2 separate regions of the Homo sapiens genome follow, and region 2 is linked to region 1. Evidence: chromatin loops called from intact Hi-C (ENCODE). Cell type or tissue: ascending aorta. All regions are shown on one strand.

Region 1 (8,000 bases):
ACAGTGGCTGATGCCTGTAATTCCAGCACTTTAGGGGGCCAAGGAAGGAGGATTGCTTGAGCCTAGGAGTTCAAGGCCAGCCTGGGCAACATAGTAAGACCCCATGTCCACAAAAAAAGAAAGAAAGAAAGAGGGAGAGAGAGAGAAAAGAAGGAAGGAAGGAGGGAAGGAAGGAAGGAGAAAAGAAAAGAAAGAAAGAAAGAAAGAAAGAAAGAAAGAAAGAAAGAAAGAAAGAAAGAAAGAGAAAGAGAGAAAGGATGGCATCCATCAGGATAGCGGGGTATCCAGGCCACTGCTCTTGGGTTCTAAATGACTTCAGCATGAGTGACTGGGGCAATTTAGGATCCTTGAATTCTATCTCCTACCATTTGACTTAAAGATAATGACACTTAACTACTTAATCTTTCCTTTCAAGTCACTCTGAAAGCAACTACAGCACTTAGTGTATCTTTCCTCTACCAAATTATTCTCCATTATGTAACCCATGTCTGTTCTCCTCCTAAACTTGGGATAGCGCGTGTTATCAAAATCCACTGGACCTTGCAGGGTGAGCTCTCCCAGCTGAGCAACTGCCAGTGTCATAGCGGTGATGGTGGTGTGTCTACAGAATAATTCTTCTCATTGCAATGGAGCAGAAAGAGGAGTCTGTCAGGATTTTCCACTGTGTTGTACTCTGCTCACATTTAGACAAAACCCACGGTAGAATCTGCATAGCCAGAGTCTCAATGATTTTGGATCCTTTTGACATATATTTAAGACAGAATACACACACACACACACACACACACACACACACATATATATATATATATTTTTTTTTTTTTTTTTTTTTGAGACAGAGTCTCATTCTGTCACCCACGCTGGAGTGCAGTGGCACGATCTCAGCTCACTGCAACCTCCGCCTCCCGGTTTCAAGCCATTCTCCTGCCTCAGCATCCCGAGTAGAGTAGCTGGGATTACAGGCGCACACCACCATGCCCGGCTAATTTTTGTATTTTTTAGTAGAGACGGGGTTTCACCATGCTGCCCAGGCTGGTCTCGAACTCCTGACCTCAGGTGATTCACCTGCCTCTTCCTCCCAAAGTGCTGGGATTACAGATGTGAGCCACCACACCCGGCCAGAATATAGCTTTTGAAAACACACAACGACATTGGCTACCATAGGCAATGATGTCCACATGCAAAATTGACCTCTAAAAAGATCTTTGGTTGTGGATATCAGTGCTTAATAAACAAGGTTTTTATAACCCAAAACTCCTCAGTCCTCTCATCCAAAGAAAGTATTTGAATATACCCAAAACAATGTGCCTATAATATGACCGCAATCTGTTTCCTGCTACAAGTAAATGCACCTTTAAATGTATAACTATGTCTTTCATTGGTTAACATTTCCCTACATTGATAAATACTACATTTCAAATTATATGCATTTTTAGGACTTTGTTGTCCATTCCTCAATTGAAAATATTTCATTTCCTCACTAAGGATGCAATGCTAATAAAAATGGCCAAGAGCTAAAATATATAAACATCAGTAATTAGTTTTTTCAAGGAAAAATCAATGTGCAAACCCATGTTACAAAGCAATGATTTGATTTTAATAAAGTTAATGGCTATGTAAGCAACCATACCATATTGTTTAGGATGAAATACTTCGTGTGGACAAAGAATTGGAGTACTTTAAAGAGCAACCGGTGACTGCTGTTTGGCCATCACTTTTGAGGACTGGAGTGAGCTGACCTTACATAGAATGTGGAGATCTCAGAAACTCCCCACCAGGTCTCCTATTCATCACTCCACTGGGTTAACCACTTTCTTCAAAAGTCCCTGATAATGGGGAACCCTCTTTTGCATTGAACTTTAGCAGTACGAGTATTCCAAATCCCAGTGTTAATTTCAGATAAAACCAAAGTCCCTCTGCTTGTCTGCTGTATAAGCCAGGAGGTGCACAGTGGAGCCACCTGTTTAAGCTGTAAACTCATTTTCCAGGACAGAAAGGTAGGCTGCTCTCAGCTGTGCACGAAGGGACCAGGAGGAGGGTTGGGGAAATAGCATGGAAGCTGTCCACTCTTGAGAGTTGGAATATTATATCACTGCCATTGTACAGAATTGCCAGTGCATGATGATAATATAAAGAAGATGGACTTTGAGTCTGTTTCGTCATTGTGTTTAGTTCTCCAGAGCTCCTTCTCATGGCGCTCCAGCCTGATTATGATCTTCCCTCCTACGGGCACTACTTTAGTGCCTGCGCCCTGGGGGCTCACTCCCACTACCGCCCAGCCCTACACATCGGCAGCTCCCACCCAGGCATGCCACATCATTGCTACATGATGGGTATCACTGCACATGGTGGGAATCACTGCTGGCATTTTAAAGTGAAGACATTGAGTCTCACAGCAGCTAGACGACTTACTTGAGAGTTCTAGGAACTGGAGGTCAAGTGTTTTAAGTCAATCACACTCAGTTCACCACACCAGATTTTTCTGTATTCTGATAAAGTATTCTGGTAATCTATGTTCTTGACTGTTTCAACAGCAGAGTATTTTTGTCATGTAAAATAGTATCCAGAATCCCAATGTTCATTTCAATTCAAAACCAAAGTCCCTCTGTTGTATGACTTGGAGGACCCCACAGAAGCCTTGAGAAAAGGATTTTGGTTGGACACTGGGGAATGGGGCTCCAGAGATCATCCAGGGCATGCTGAGAAACCACAGACCAGGATTCTGGGCAGTCAAAAACTCCAAGAAGGGATTAAGATATTTGGCAACAAAACAGAGGCTGAGTCTGGCAGGCAAGCATACTAGCCTTGGCTTTATTTGCAACTTTGACTCATTTCAGGCCTATATTGGGAAATGATTCTATTTCCAAAGAGAGCTGGACTTTATTCTCTCAGTTGAGTACTCCCTTCGGGCCAATTCCAAACTTTCTTCATAAAATGTGCTTACATTTCCCTGCCTTTGAATTTCTATGGCCAGAGTTGGCCTTTCTATGAAACTAGGAAGGGAAAAATAATTTTCAAGCCCAAGTTAAATTCTCGTGTGTTTGACCCTATAACTATTGTCCCTGGAAATTTTAGCTTAACCTTAGGACATTGGCAAGCCCCTATGTTACTAATATACGGGTTTCTCCCTGGGATTGTGAGGGAGTTCTCGGAAGCCAGAGAGAGCTTGAACTCTCTCCAAGTCTTCCCTGTTGCCTCACACTGTGGCCTTTTTTAATCTCTCCATCTTTGTTCCTACAGTACAGACAGAATTGCTTTTGCTGCCCAGCTGTCGGTTTCTGTGGTTCTCTGTTGCAGCTGTCCACTGCATAAGTTAGGAGGTGCTTTGGCTTGCGCAGTGGAGCCAGCTGTCCAAGCTGTAAACTCATTTCCCAGGACAGAAAGGTAGACTACTCTCTTCTTCAACAAGTAGGATGCGTTTACCAGATCCAGAGATTTGTGCAAGTCGTTCTGTCCACCCAGGAAGGGCATAGACGGTGAAAATAAATGAAATTGCCAATCTTTTCAAATCCTCTGAAATTGCAACTCCTCTGGGAAATTAGAAATCTCTTCCCAGTCATTCTTCTTGTATTATATAAATCTACGGATGCTCTTGCAGGAAGGACTTCCCTGGGAAACATTGGTGGAATGTTACCTTTGCTGTAGCTTTCTGGCTTTGTCAAAATAGGTACCTTGGAGTTTTTTTTCCAGTTTTTATCGTCACAAGATTTTTTAAATGAACTAAATGTTGGACAATTGAGATAATCCCTTTTTTGGAATTTCTTTCATTTTGGAATCCACAGATACTGGCACGTTATCATTACTCATCAGCATAAGGCAACTCACAGTTGTGTGTGTTGGGCTTCTTACTCTTTTTCCACTCAACACTGTGCTTTCTGGATCTATCCATGATGCATACATAGTGTGTGGCTGCTGACTGCAGGATACTGCTTCCAAGCGTGCATGTATGTGTGTTCTCTTTTGTTTACATTCTGCCTCCTGTTAGCCTTTAAAGCAGACATCCTAACGTATACTTGTTGAACATGTTCATTTAAAATGTATATCATGGTTTTCAGCTCTAGATGCACGTCTACATAATATATTTTTGTTGTATGTGTTCTTGTATAATGGGTAAAGTTGTTCTGTGTAATAGATTACATTCTGCTTCTCACTCCTTTTTCAGTCAACCCTACACTTTCTGGATCTATCCATGATGCACACACAGTGCACACACATAGCAAGTGGCTTCTGACTGCAGGATAATGTTTCCAAGCATTCTGCACATCCCCACTCCCAATGATGTCTCCAGTTCCCAGCCAGAGCACACACCACCGCGGTGAATCCTCTTGTATGTGTGTCTCCTAGTGGACCTGTTGTAAGAATTTATTTGGTTATATGCCCAGAGTAAAAATTTGGGTCATTGGCTATTTTTATACTTAATTGGATTGAACACTATGCATTTTTGCATTGCTCTCATATGGGTCTTTCTGTGGTGTCCCATGCAAATACAAATACATAGATATCTGTGCTTATATCAAAACTATGTTGTCTTGATTACTATGGCTTCTGTGTGTCTTAATATCTATTGGAGCAAGTCTTCTCTCTTTTTTTTTTTTTTTTTTTTTTTTTGAGACAGAGCCTCACTCTGCGGCCCAGGCTGGAGTGCAGTGGTGCGATCTCCGCTCACTGCAACCTCCGCCTCCTGGGTTCACGCCATTCTCCTGCCTCAGCCGCCTGAGCAGCTGGGACTACAGGCGCCCGCCACCACGCCCAGCGAATTTTGTTTTTGTACGGAGTTTCACCGTGTTAGTCAGGATGGTCTCGATCTCCTGACCTCGTGATCCACCCGCCTTGGCCTCCTAAAGTGCTGGGATTACAGGCATGAGCCACCGCGCCCGGCCGCAAGTCTTCTCTTTTTTGCTATTTCAATCATATTTTTGTCATTTTCATAGAAATTTATTCTTAAATACAAATTTTAGATTAGGTCCATCAAGTTTCTAAAAGAAATCCAACTGAAATACTGAATTTACAGATTAGAAGAATTAACATCTCTGTATTAAAATTGCCCCACCTCAGGAAAAAAAAAAATATCTACCTTGTATGTCCTTAATAAGATCTTTATGTGTTTCTCCATAGACATTATACATAAAGATACTTGAAAGATTTTGTTGCTTCTGTGAATGGTACCATGTTTCGCTATATAGCCAAATTCCTGGTGTACAGAATTGTTTCTGTTTTTTGTAAGCATACATTGCTTCCAGTAACCTTGTTGAACTCTTTCTCATTATAATATTTTGCCTATTGATTTAGTTGGGTTTTGTGGGTAAAAGATTGTTTCATCTGAAATTAGGTAGTACAAGAAGTCCTATACCTTACTATAAAGAAAGTAAAAGAAATCAGAAGTGTAAAGATCAAGCTACTTTGGCATATGCTGTGAGTTTGCAACGCATATTGTTAGCTGGTTATAGAGGTCTATCTAACTATAATGTCTCAAGCTTAATCATTATATCATTCAGAACTTTTACAATGTTGCTTTTTTATCAGTTTGATATAACCATTTCCTAGAGGAATGTTACCTTCTCAAACAACTATTGTTCATAAATCTATTTCTCCTTGAATATATGCTCACAATGATTGAGTCTTCTTATAGTATTTTCCCTTCTATAATATCATATTTTTGTGCCTTTTAATACTTATGTCTTGAATTCTATTGTGTCAGAGTTTAATTTTGTGACTCCTGCATTCATTGGTTCATAATTGACACTCTCCTATTTTCATGCTTTCTCTATCTTTTGATAAACATACTTCTTACCAGAACAGCAAACATTGTTGAATCTTATTTTGTGATTCAGTCACTTAACCTCCATCTTTTAATTGATGACTATAGCATATTTAAATTTTCATATTGATTTGTTTCTTCCATCTTATTTCATGTTTGCCATTTGCTATACTTTACGTTTGTTTTTATTTTTCTTTCCTGCTTTCTATTAGACAGATGAAGGGGTTTTTCCCTCCTCCTGCTGATTTAAATATAATACATTTTTCTTCTGTTCATGGCCATCCTTTATTAAGATCTATATTTACTTTGATTTCTTAAATTATTTAGAATCTAGATCTTTCTTCTATCAAGACACACATTTGAGTAAGTTATCATATCTTTTTGATCTCCCCACTGTGTTGCCCACTGTTTGGTATTGCCTAGAATTTGAGTTCTGATTTGTTGAGATACACTGTGCCTGTTTCTTTCTTTTCTTACCCTGGTTTTTGTTAGACAATAATTAATGTACCTAACATAGATTACTACCTTTCTTCTATATTTGGTACAACCTTCTCTTGAAGTTGAGCTCTTCTTCCCAGCCTATTTTGAAAGTGGATTTTTGTCTGGAAAACCTTTTGAAGACTGTCAAGCCTGAAAATATTTTTATTACACTCTCCCATTTAAGTGACGATTTGGCTGGATACACAGTCTTTAGGTTCAAAGTGATTTTAAAATATTACCCTGGCTTAGCATTCATGTTGAGAATTATGTTACCCATTTGATTCTTGTTTTTTGGAAGTCTGCTGCTTTCTCCCTAGACCTTCTGAAATTCCCTTTGTTTTGGCATTTTTGATTTTCACTCTTTCTATGGTTTGAATGTCCCCTTCAAAGCTCATGTTGAAACTTAATTCCCAATATGGCAGTATTGAGAGGTGGGGCGTTTAGGAGATGATTGGGTCATGAGGGCTCTGCCTTCACGAATGCGTTAATCCGTTCACGGATTATCAGATTAATAGGCTGATGGATTAATGGGTTATCATGGGGACTGGTGGCTCCATAAGAATAGAAAGAGAGACCTGAGCTAGCAAGTGCACATACTCAGCCCCATCTCCATGCAATGCCCTGTGCCAGCTCAGGACTTTGCAGAGAGTCCCCACCAGGAAGAAGGCTCTCACCAGATGTGGCCTCTTGACCTTGGACTTCTCAGCCTCCATAACTATAAGAGAGAAATCTCTTTTCTTTATAAATTACCCAGTTTCAGATATTCTGTTATAAGCAACAGAAAATGCACTAAGACAGCTATAATATGCCTAGGTGTGAAGTTTTTATTTATTTATCATGTTGGGAGCTCTGAATCATTTCCATCTAAGACCTAAGATCCCTTTCTTTTCTTTCTTTTTTTAAAATAATGGAGACTTTTCTTCATTATTTTTTTTCAAACAATGTCTCCCTTCCAATTTTTCTCAGACTTTCTGGGTCTCCTCTATTTGTTGCTAGTTACATTTGTATTCCCCACATCCTTGACATTTCTATTATAATTCTTTTCTTTTTAGTTTTTCGTGGCATTTTATAGGTAGTACAAGAAGTCCTATACCTTACTATAAAGAAAGTAAAAGAAATGAGAAGTGTAAGGATCAAGCTACTTTGGCACCTACCTCGCAGCCCACCCATTCGTTCTTCAGCAGGATTCATTCTGCAGCTCAGCCAAACACTTGTGTGCATTATTTGAAGTATTATGAATTCATAACTACATATTTCTACTTGGCTCATTTGCATGACTTACAATTTTGTGTTTATATTGCCACACTCATTGAGCTTATTCATTATGTTTACATTTTTGGGCCATCTCTTTCTGTCATTATGCTTCTATGGGTATATGTTTTTCAGTTTGCTTTCTTAGCGCTTCTGCGTTTTGGGTGTCTAGTTATTTTAGTCAGTGCGTGTATGCTATGTAAGGACAGGGTTCTCACCTGGGGGTAATGCTTCCCTGCAGGGGACATTTGGCAATCTTGGAGTTACTTTTGGTTGTCACAACTGGGTGAAGGGAGATGCTACTGGCATCTAGTGTGCGGAGGCCAAGGATGCTGCTCAACACCTAGTGACACAAAGGACAGTCCCCACCACACACACACACACACACACACCAAAGAATTATCTGGCCCCAAATGTCACTACTGCTGAGGCTGAGAAACCCTGAGCTAGCAGCCTCAGCTGCTCCCTGTGACGAGAGGCTGAGTCCCAAGGGAGAAAGCCCCTAGCAGCA
Region 2 (8,000 bases), 500 kb after region 1:
GTAATCGAATATTGCTGGAGGAATCCAAAGCCTTGGTGTGCTGCAACATGAAGAGGGATCTGGAACAGGCCAACGAGAGAACATGTGAAGTACTGAAGAAAATCTGGGGTTCTGCCCGAGGGTTGGACTCCATGTGAAAGGACTTAGAAAGGAAGATGAACGAGTTTCGAGTGTCAGGCTGCACACTGACCACACGGGGTTCCGGCTGAGAAGAACACCATTGCTTCCACCTGTCCTTATCCATTCTCACAGCCTGAGACAAGCTCACTGGTAGCTTATGCTTCCAAGCAGGACTAGGAACATTCACGCTATTTATTCGGGAGTACTCTGGATAAATCGTCCCATTATTTCGGAAATGTAATGCTAGGTCAGGTATCTGGAATCTTCCTGGAGGTAGAAGAGGGTATTGGATGGAAGGAACTTCATGAATGCGATCATTGAACTCCAGAAAGTACACCAACCTTGTACTGCTCAGGGCCTTAGGTAGGGTCTTCTGTGGTGCACTTGACCTTATTTATGTTTTACAACGTTTGTCAGAGGACAGAAAGAGAACAAGCATTAAAAGGGCAAAAGCTACCAGAAACATCGTGAACAACCTACACCCATACCACTGTGAACGCTCCCAATCTCGTCTGGCCTCTGATGTACAGAGTAGAGGAGATTGGGCCCAGGTAGGGGCCTGTTTCATAGTTGGATGGAAGGAACTTTGTGAATGCTATCATTTAACTTAAGCTGTCTATTACTAAAGCAGTCAACAGCCCAGCCGTTCGACTAGGAGCACCCATATTGCCTCTTTGTGATATGGTTTTGGCTAATGAAAAGACTTGGTTTCCAACACCCTCTTCTACCTCTGGGCAGATTCCAGATAGCTGATCTACCATTACGTTTCCGAAATCATGGGACGACCAGCTGCAAGCGAGACGATGCTCAGTGGGTTGAAACTGATCACACAGGAGGCATTTGGCAACGGCCTTCTCTCCCAGCTGTTTGGATCCTGGACCTTCAATCAGGAAATTGGTGGCTCAGATCAAGAAGCTTGTCTCATGTAATCGAATAGTGCTGGAGGAATCCAAAGCCTTGGTGTGCTGCAACATGAAGAGGGATCTGGAACAGGCCAACGAGAGAACATGTGAAGTACTGAAGAAAATCTGGGGTTCTGCCCAAGGGTTGGACTCCATGTGAAAGGACTTAGAAAGGAAGATGAATGAGTTTCGAGTGTCAGGCTGCACACTGACCACATCGGGTTCCAGCTGAGAAGAACACCATTGCTTCCGGCTGTCCTTATCCATTCTCACAGCCTGAAACAAGCTCACTGGTAGCTTATGCTTGCAAGCAGGACCGAGAACATTCACGCTATTTATTCGGGAGTACTCTGGATAAATCGTCCCATTATTTCGGAAATGTAATGCTAGGTCAGGTATCTGGAATGTTCCTGGAGGTAGAAGAGGGTATTGGATGGAAGGAACTTCGTGAATGCGATCATTGAACTCCAGAAAGTACAACAACCTTGTACTGCTCAGGGCCTTAGGTAGGGTCTTCTGTGGCGCACTTGACCTTATTTATGTTTTACAACGTTTGACAGAGGACAGAAAGAGAGCAAGCATTAAAAGGGCAAAAGCTACCAGAAACATCGTGAACAATCTACAGCCATACCACCGTGAACGCTCCCAATCTCGTCTGGCCTCTGAAGTACAGAGTAGAGGAGATTGGGCCCAGGTAGGGGCCTGTTTCATAGTTGAATGGAAGGAACTTTGTGAATGCTATCATTTAACTTAAGCTGTCTATTACTAAACCAGTCAGCTGCCCAGCCATTCGACTAGGAGCATCCGTATTGCCTCTTTGTGATATGGTTTAGGCTAATGAAAAGACTTGGTTTCCAACACCCTCTTCTACCTCTGAGCAGATCCCAGATAGCTGATCTACCATTACGTTTCCGAAATCATGGGACGACCAGCTGCAAGCGAGACGATGCTCAGTGGGTTGAAACTGATCACTCAGGAGGCATTTGGCAACGGCCTTCTCTCCCAGCTGTTTGAGTCCTGGACCTTCACTCAGGAAATTGGTGGCTCAGATCAAGAAGCTTGTCTCATGTAATCGAATAGTGCTGAAGGAATCCAAAGCCTTGGTGTGCTGCAACATGAAGAGGGATCTGGAACAGGCCAACGAGAGAACATGTGAAGTACTGCAGAAAATCTGGGGCTCTGCTCAAGGGTTGGACTCCATGTGAAAGTACTTACACAGGAAGATGAATGAGTTTCGAGTGTCAGGCTGCACACTGACCGCACCGGGTTCCGGCTGAGAAGAACACCATTGCTTCCAGCTGTCCTTATCCATTGTCACAGCCTGAGTCATGCTCGCTGGTAGCTCACGTGTGGAAGCAGGACTCGGAAAATCCACGCTATGTATTATCGAGTAGTTTGAAAGTACTGTAGCTTTAAAATAAAATAAAATCACTTAAAATAAAATGAAATACTACAATGCTTTTCTGTCTAAGCATCAGTATTTTATAGTCATATACACACAACTATAACAGTTTAATGGTGATCACAGGATTGCTCTTAGAAGCTCTAATTTCTCTTGTCTTTGGCTAGTACTGTATAAAACCAGAAGTGTGTTTTATTGATTTTGGTGACAGAAAAATCTGAAATAATGTTTGTTTTGGTCATGTTTTCCTTCTAGAACAGAGAATCTAAAGGGGTATTAGCCCGCCTCACCTCCCCTGTCCTACATAGAGACACAGAGTCATCTGAGGCATTGGCTTTTTCTCCAAGTAGGTACCGATACCTCAGATTCGGGAAATTCCAAATCAAAAATAAGACTTAGCTTCTACAACAAATACTTCTGATGAAACATTCACTGAGGAGCATACTCCTAAACCAGACATATGTTTAAGATTCATGCTGAGATATCAGTTGGTTTCCCCTTCCTTTTAAAATACATCCAGTTCTTACCCAGTTACTATAAGCAAAGCAATGTCTCTAGAAGAAAGCTTTCTTTGCAGTATTAGTGAAGCACTGAATAGCTTAAGTTTGAATATCTAGGTTACAAGTTAGTCTTTGGCGGGTTTTAAATAGTTTTTTGACCCTTTTGAAATATAACTATATGAGTGCTTCTTGTTGCTGGGTGAGAAATGCTACTTTATATACAGTTTTGGTTTTCGTTTTGCAGATATGATTGATGTATTACACCACAATAAAGTATTTTTATGTTTACATAGTGTAATTTTTAGGTTCACTTAGAATACATTTTATTTAATAAATTAAAATTATTTCGGTACACTATTAAATGCAAAATCTCCTTTCCAAACAAAAAAGAACTACCTTATATTCGTCATTGAATGTTCTTGGTCTGTGCTTTTATGTTTATATAATATGGTGAATTCAGTATGGTGTCCAAGTGTGCCCTGCGTTGATAGACACGTGCCTTCCTTCCAGGAGTGGGTACTGACTCCAGACTCCAGATCCCTATTTCTAGTTAGGCTTCTGAGCTTGCAATCATATTGAATGTATGATGAGCAAAATAAAATCAAAACCTTATTTTTGTACATTTTTGAAATATATACTTAGAACTGACCACCTCCCTGGCCCCATGGAGAGCTGTATCGTGTGTAAAGCCGCCTTTACCTTGATTCATGCAGTGTTTTTGCATCTGTGGGACCTACCTTTTCGTTCATTAGTTTGAACTATACATAAACTGTACGATCTGTAAAGTTTTTATATAATAAATATTCACCTGTGAAAACTGGTTAAATAAAACTAATATTTCTTACACACGCACACACAAAAAAGCATTCCACAATGGGCATGACAAAAAGTCCCTCTTTCAGAAAGATGCTTCTGCAGTAGAAGTTGGCTACCTTGATGCAATGACATGGCCAGTTCTGATCCTCTAATTTGTTTGGGATGCTTCTGCTACATTTTCAAATGACTTCAGTCAGTGGTTCCCACAAATGAAATATTTGCCAGACAAGACGTTGTTGCATTTCTGTGACTTTTACATTTATTAAACAATTGCTTCCTCCTCCCAGGGTAATAGCCTCCAATCTCCCCACTTTTTCAAAACATTATTGACAATTTTTCTACCATATGTTGACACTGTGTTTCAATTCTCGTATCTTTTTATTCCCTAGGGCACAATTGGTTCTGCTATGACAATCTCCAGGGTAAGGATTCAATTGTACAAGGTTATGTGAGCTTGCAAATGAAGGAGACAGAGAGAGAGAGAGAAAAAAAAAAAAAGGAAAAGGTGGAGGAGGGAAGGAGGGGACAAGAGGGGGAGAGAGAGAAAGTACAAATGGGAGACCTCAACTCTAGCCATTAAAAATGGTGGTTCTAAAAATCCACCACACAGTCAGAACTCAGCTTTTTACATGTGCTCACATCCATACAGAAAAGACATGTTTTGTGTTTTTCCTAGTGAATTCTTGGCAAATACTGTCAGTTGTGAAATACAAGATGGGGAACTCTTTCTCTGAAAACGTAGCCGGGGAAAAATGATGCAGTTAGGTGGAGAAATAGCTGCCTTGAAAAACAAGTTTCCTTGAGTTGATGAAACACTAGAGGAGAGAAGAGGTCCCCTTGCATGTCTTCCCCATCTCTGTGTTTATTTGCTGATCCAAACTGATTACTGTTAAAATATGCATGCCAGCATTTCATTTTCAACAAATGCTACTCCAAGTATTCATTAGCGTCTTATCCACTGTCTCTAAAATAATCTACAGTGGCCTGAATAGCTGTAGAATGACAGGAGAAAGATTGCAAGGCGACGTGCATGGGGGCCCTGAGGGCAAGGCACAGCTTGCTGGCTCCGTGGTAAGGGGTGGGTACTTGGCATCAGCCCCTCAGCAGAGAGGGCAGGACTGGGTGTAGCAAGTGACTCACAGAAAATGCATTACCCCATTGAAATGTCACCAGAATTGAATTGAAATGTCACCAAAGAAGCTCATGGGGTGAGAAATTGCCATGTGCTTTAAAAAATAATTATTATTAAATCCAACTAAAGCATGTACATAATTGAATCTGAGGTACTAGCAATCCTTGTTCCATCTTTCTTCACCCCCATCCTCCACCCCAGGAGCAACAACTTTCCACTCCATTCTGTTCCTTCTAGAATTTTCCTCTATATTTCTAAATAATTTTCATATACTGTTATTTCTCAATTTATTAATTTTAGTCATTTTTATCAACTTCTGTTATGATACTGGAGGGTTTTTCTGGCCTAACTACCCCAGTTTGCCTTGACCCATCCCCTCAATTTGGATACTATGAGTTAAAAAAAAAATTAATCGTCTTTTTTTTTTTTTTTAAAGACAGGGTCTCACTTCACTGCCCAGGCTGAAGTACAGTGGCACAATCACGGCTCGCTGCAGCTTCAACCTCCTGGGCCCAAGTGATCCTCCCACCTCAGCCTCCCAAGTAGCTAGGACTAAAGACACACTCCACCAAACTCAGCTAATTTTTAAAACTTTATAGAGAAGGGGTCTCACTTTGTTGCCCAATCTGGTCTTGAACTCCTGGCCTCAAGCAATCCTCCCACCTAGGCCTCCCAAAGCACTAGGATTACAGGCATGACCCACCACACCTGGCCCCTAATACAGTCTTTCTGTTATTATAGCTTAATATGCTCTCTGTTGATCCACGTGGCAAACTATGACTGCATTTCCTTTCTTGTACAACTCTGAGTATTTTCTGGGATTAATAACTGTCTCATGTAATTGCTTAGTTTTCTAGAGATGTTCTCTGATTTTTTTCCAAATGCTTTCCCCAAATGCTCACACACATTAAATAACCTAACTCGCCCATGTCTCCACCCAAACACTGCCACTGAGAGCCATGTGTCCTCCTGCTCTGCAATATACCAGTTTAGCTTTAAACCCAGCACACGGCTAGTGTCCTAAAATACCCCAACCTCTTTCCAGCATGGGACCTTGTCTCCTGGTTTCCTTGTCTTCCTCCCTTCCTGGTTTACTATTTTGTGTTGCTGAAATACATTCCCTAGTAGCTCCTACAGAGACGTGTACAGGAGAGATATATTTTTCATCCTTGCACATTTAACAACCTGTTAACTTTGCCCTCATCACTCTGCCCGAGTGAGTGCTCTCTGCACTGCACCCTCCTCAGAAATTTACCATTGCTCCACTTCCCCCGCAGTATTAGCCCTAAGGAACCTGCCGCCTTTGAACTGTCAGGTGTGGCCTGTTTGCCTCTGTAGAAACTTTTAGCCTAGTGCTGACCAAAGTCAATCGCAATTTTCTTTCTTTTTTTTTTTAACTTAAAATTTTTCTTTCATTTCCACGTTTCCCCAACTTATTTTTTCTTTGGGTGTGTGTGTGAAGCAGGATCTCACTCTGTCATCCAGGCTGGAGTGCAGTGATGCGATCACGGCTCACTGCAGCCTCCACATCCTGGGTTCAAGTGATCCTCCCACCTCAGTCTCCTGGGTAGTGGGGACTGCAGGTGCATGCCGCCACATCTAGCTAATTAAAAAACAATTTTTTTTTTGTTGCCCAGGCTGGTCTGAAATTCCTGGGCTTAAGTGATACTTTCCGATCAGCCTCCCAAAGTGCTGGGATTACAGACGTGAGCCACCGCACCTGTCCTCAATTTTTCTTTCTTTCTTTCTTTTTTTTTTTTTTTTTTGGAGACTGAGTCTCGCTTTGTCGCCCAGGCTGGAGTGCAGTGGCACGATCTAGGCTCACTGAAAGCTCTGCCTCCCGGGTTCACGCCATTCTCCTGCCTCAGCCTCCTGAGTAGCTGGGACTACAGGCGCCTGCCACCACGCCCGGCTAATTTTTTGTATTTTTTAGTAGAGACGGGGTTTCACCATGTTAGCCAGGATGGTCTCGATCTCCTGACCTTGTGATCTGCCCGCCTCGGCCTCCCAAAGTGCTGGGATTACAGGCGTGAGTCACCGCGCCCGGCCCCATCCTCAATTTTCTAATAGACATAATTTAAATGGTAAAAAGAAAGAAGTGGAATTCGTTTTAATAATGTATTTTATTTAATCCAGTATATTTAAAAATGCTATCATTTCAAGCTGCAATCAATATGAAAATTTTCGGTGAGACATTTTACTGTGCCTTTGTTATCATGAGTGTATTTCACACTCTCAGCACGTCTCAGTGTGGACCTGTCATGTGCTCAGAGCTCCACAGCCACTGGAGCCGACAGCCGCTACATGACTGTGTAGTTCTACAGCCTTCTGTCCATCCCTGGTGCTCTGGGGTGCCCACAGTGGTCCTCATTGGCATTTAATCTCTGTGCTTGTGCTTGTGCTGTGTCCCTCCAGAATCTTTCCAGAATCATGCCTCCTATGCCGTCATTGCTAAAGTCCCCCTCTGGGACCAGAGGTCCTCCTGGTGAGGCCACGGCTTCTGAACGCCATGGGCATTTGGGGTTCCCACACACCTTGTCACACCTAAAGCCACAAGAGTCCTGGTGCTCAAGTGCTCGAGTGCAGAAGAGGGACTTAAGGACTGCAGCCCGCCAACCTTCCCAGCAGGTGTCGGTCACACCAGGTCATGTCACTGCCGAGGATTTCTCAGGTCCCCAGGGCATGGCCTGAGATTCTTGGAATCCTGCAGGATTTCTTAGGGTTTCAACATTTCCTGCTAAAGAACCAACAATTCCTGGAAGGGGCGACGCTTCAGCCTTTATTGAGCAACGTGCAAAAAGAAAACTGGTGGGCCAGGTGCAGTGGCACATGCCTGTAATCCCAGCACTTTGGGAGGCCGAGGCGGGAGGACTGCTTGAGCGCTTAGAGTATGAGACCAGCGTGGGCAATATAGTGAGACCCTGTCTCTACAAAAATAAATAAATAAGAAGAAGACTGGCTTACAGCCAGCAGAGACGAGACCTTGCCTCAGTGGGCCTCAGGCGTGGGGAACTGGGCTCAGGCAGGGAGAGGGATTGGAGAGACAGAGGGTGAGGAGAGAGGAATACAGGGCACACCTTGTCTCTTTCCCATGTCGCTGAAGACATCAAGGACTCTCTCTCTCTCTC

The links. A loop is a pair of places that touch in the nucleus more often than their neighbours do. Peaks named below come from ENCODE experiments on the same cell type or tissue, not always from the same donor. Only the 100,000 strongest peaks of a DNase experiment are listed, where the experiment ranks them.
Region 2: it touches region 1 in a loop (2.7-fold over the local background); 1 of 110 quality-filtered maps calls a loop at or near these places.

What each region holds. Positions count from the first base shown.
Region 1 is chrX:8,911,040-8,919,039 of GRCh38, forward strand. No RefSeq gene overlaps it. Among named protein-coding and RNA genes, the nearest start is that of LINC03114, 12 kb to the right of the region's middle. In ascending aorta, no CTCF peak of the experiment used is centred here; DNase peaks (open chromatin) are centred at 2,782 and 3,182; H3K4me3 peaks cover 830 bases; H3K27ac peaks cover 1,800 bases.
Region 2 is chrX:9,412,310-9,420,309 of GRCh38, forward strand. It overlaps LOC107985634 (a long non-coding RNA gene), which reads right to left. Exons shown (of 4, transcript XR_001755795.1): 3 at 2,238-2,432; 4 at 1-2,149. It also overlaps the pseudogene LOC442443. Among named protein-coding and RNA genes, the nearest start is that of TBL1X, 49 kb to the right of the region's middle. RefSeq lists a silencer at 2,146-2,351. In ascending aorta, no CTCF peak of the experiment used is centred here; a DNase peak (open chromatin) is centred at 4,812; H3K4me3 peaks cover 639 bases; H3K27ac peaks cover 1,694 bases.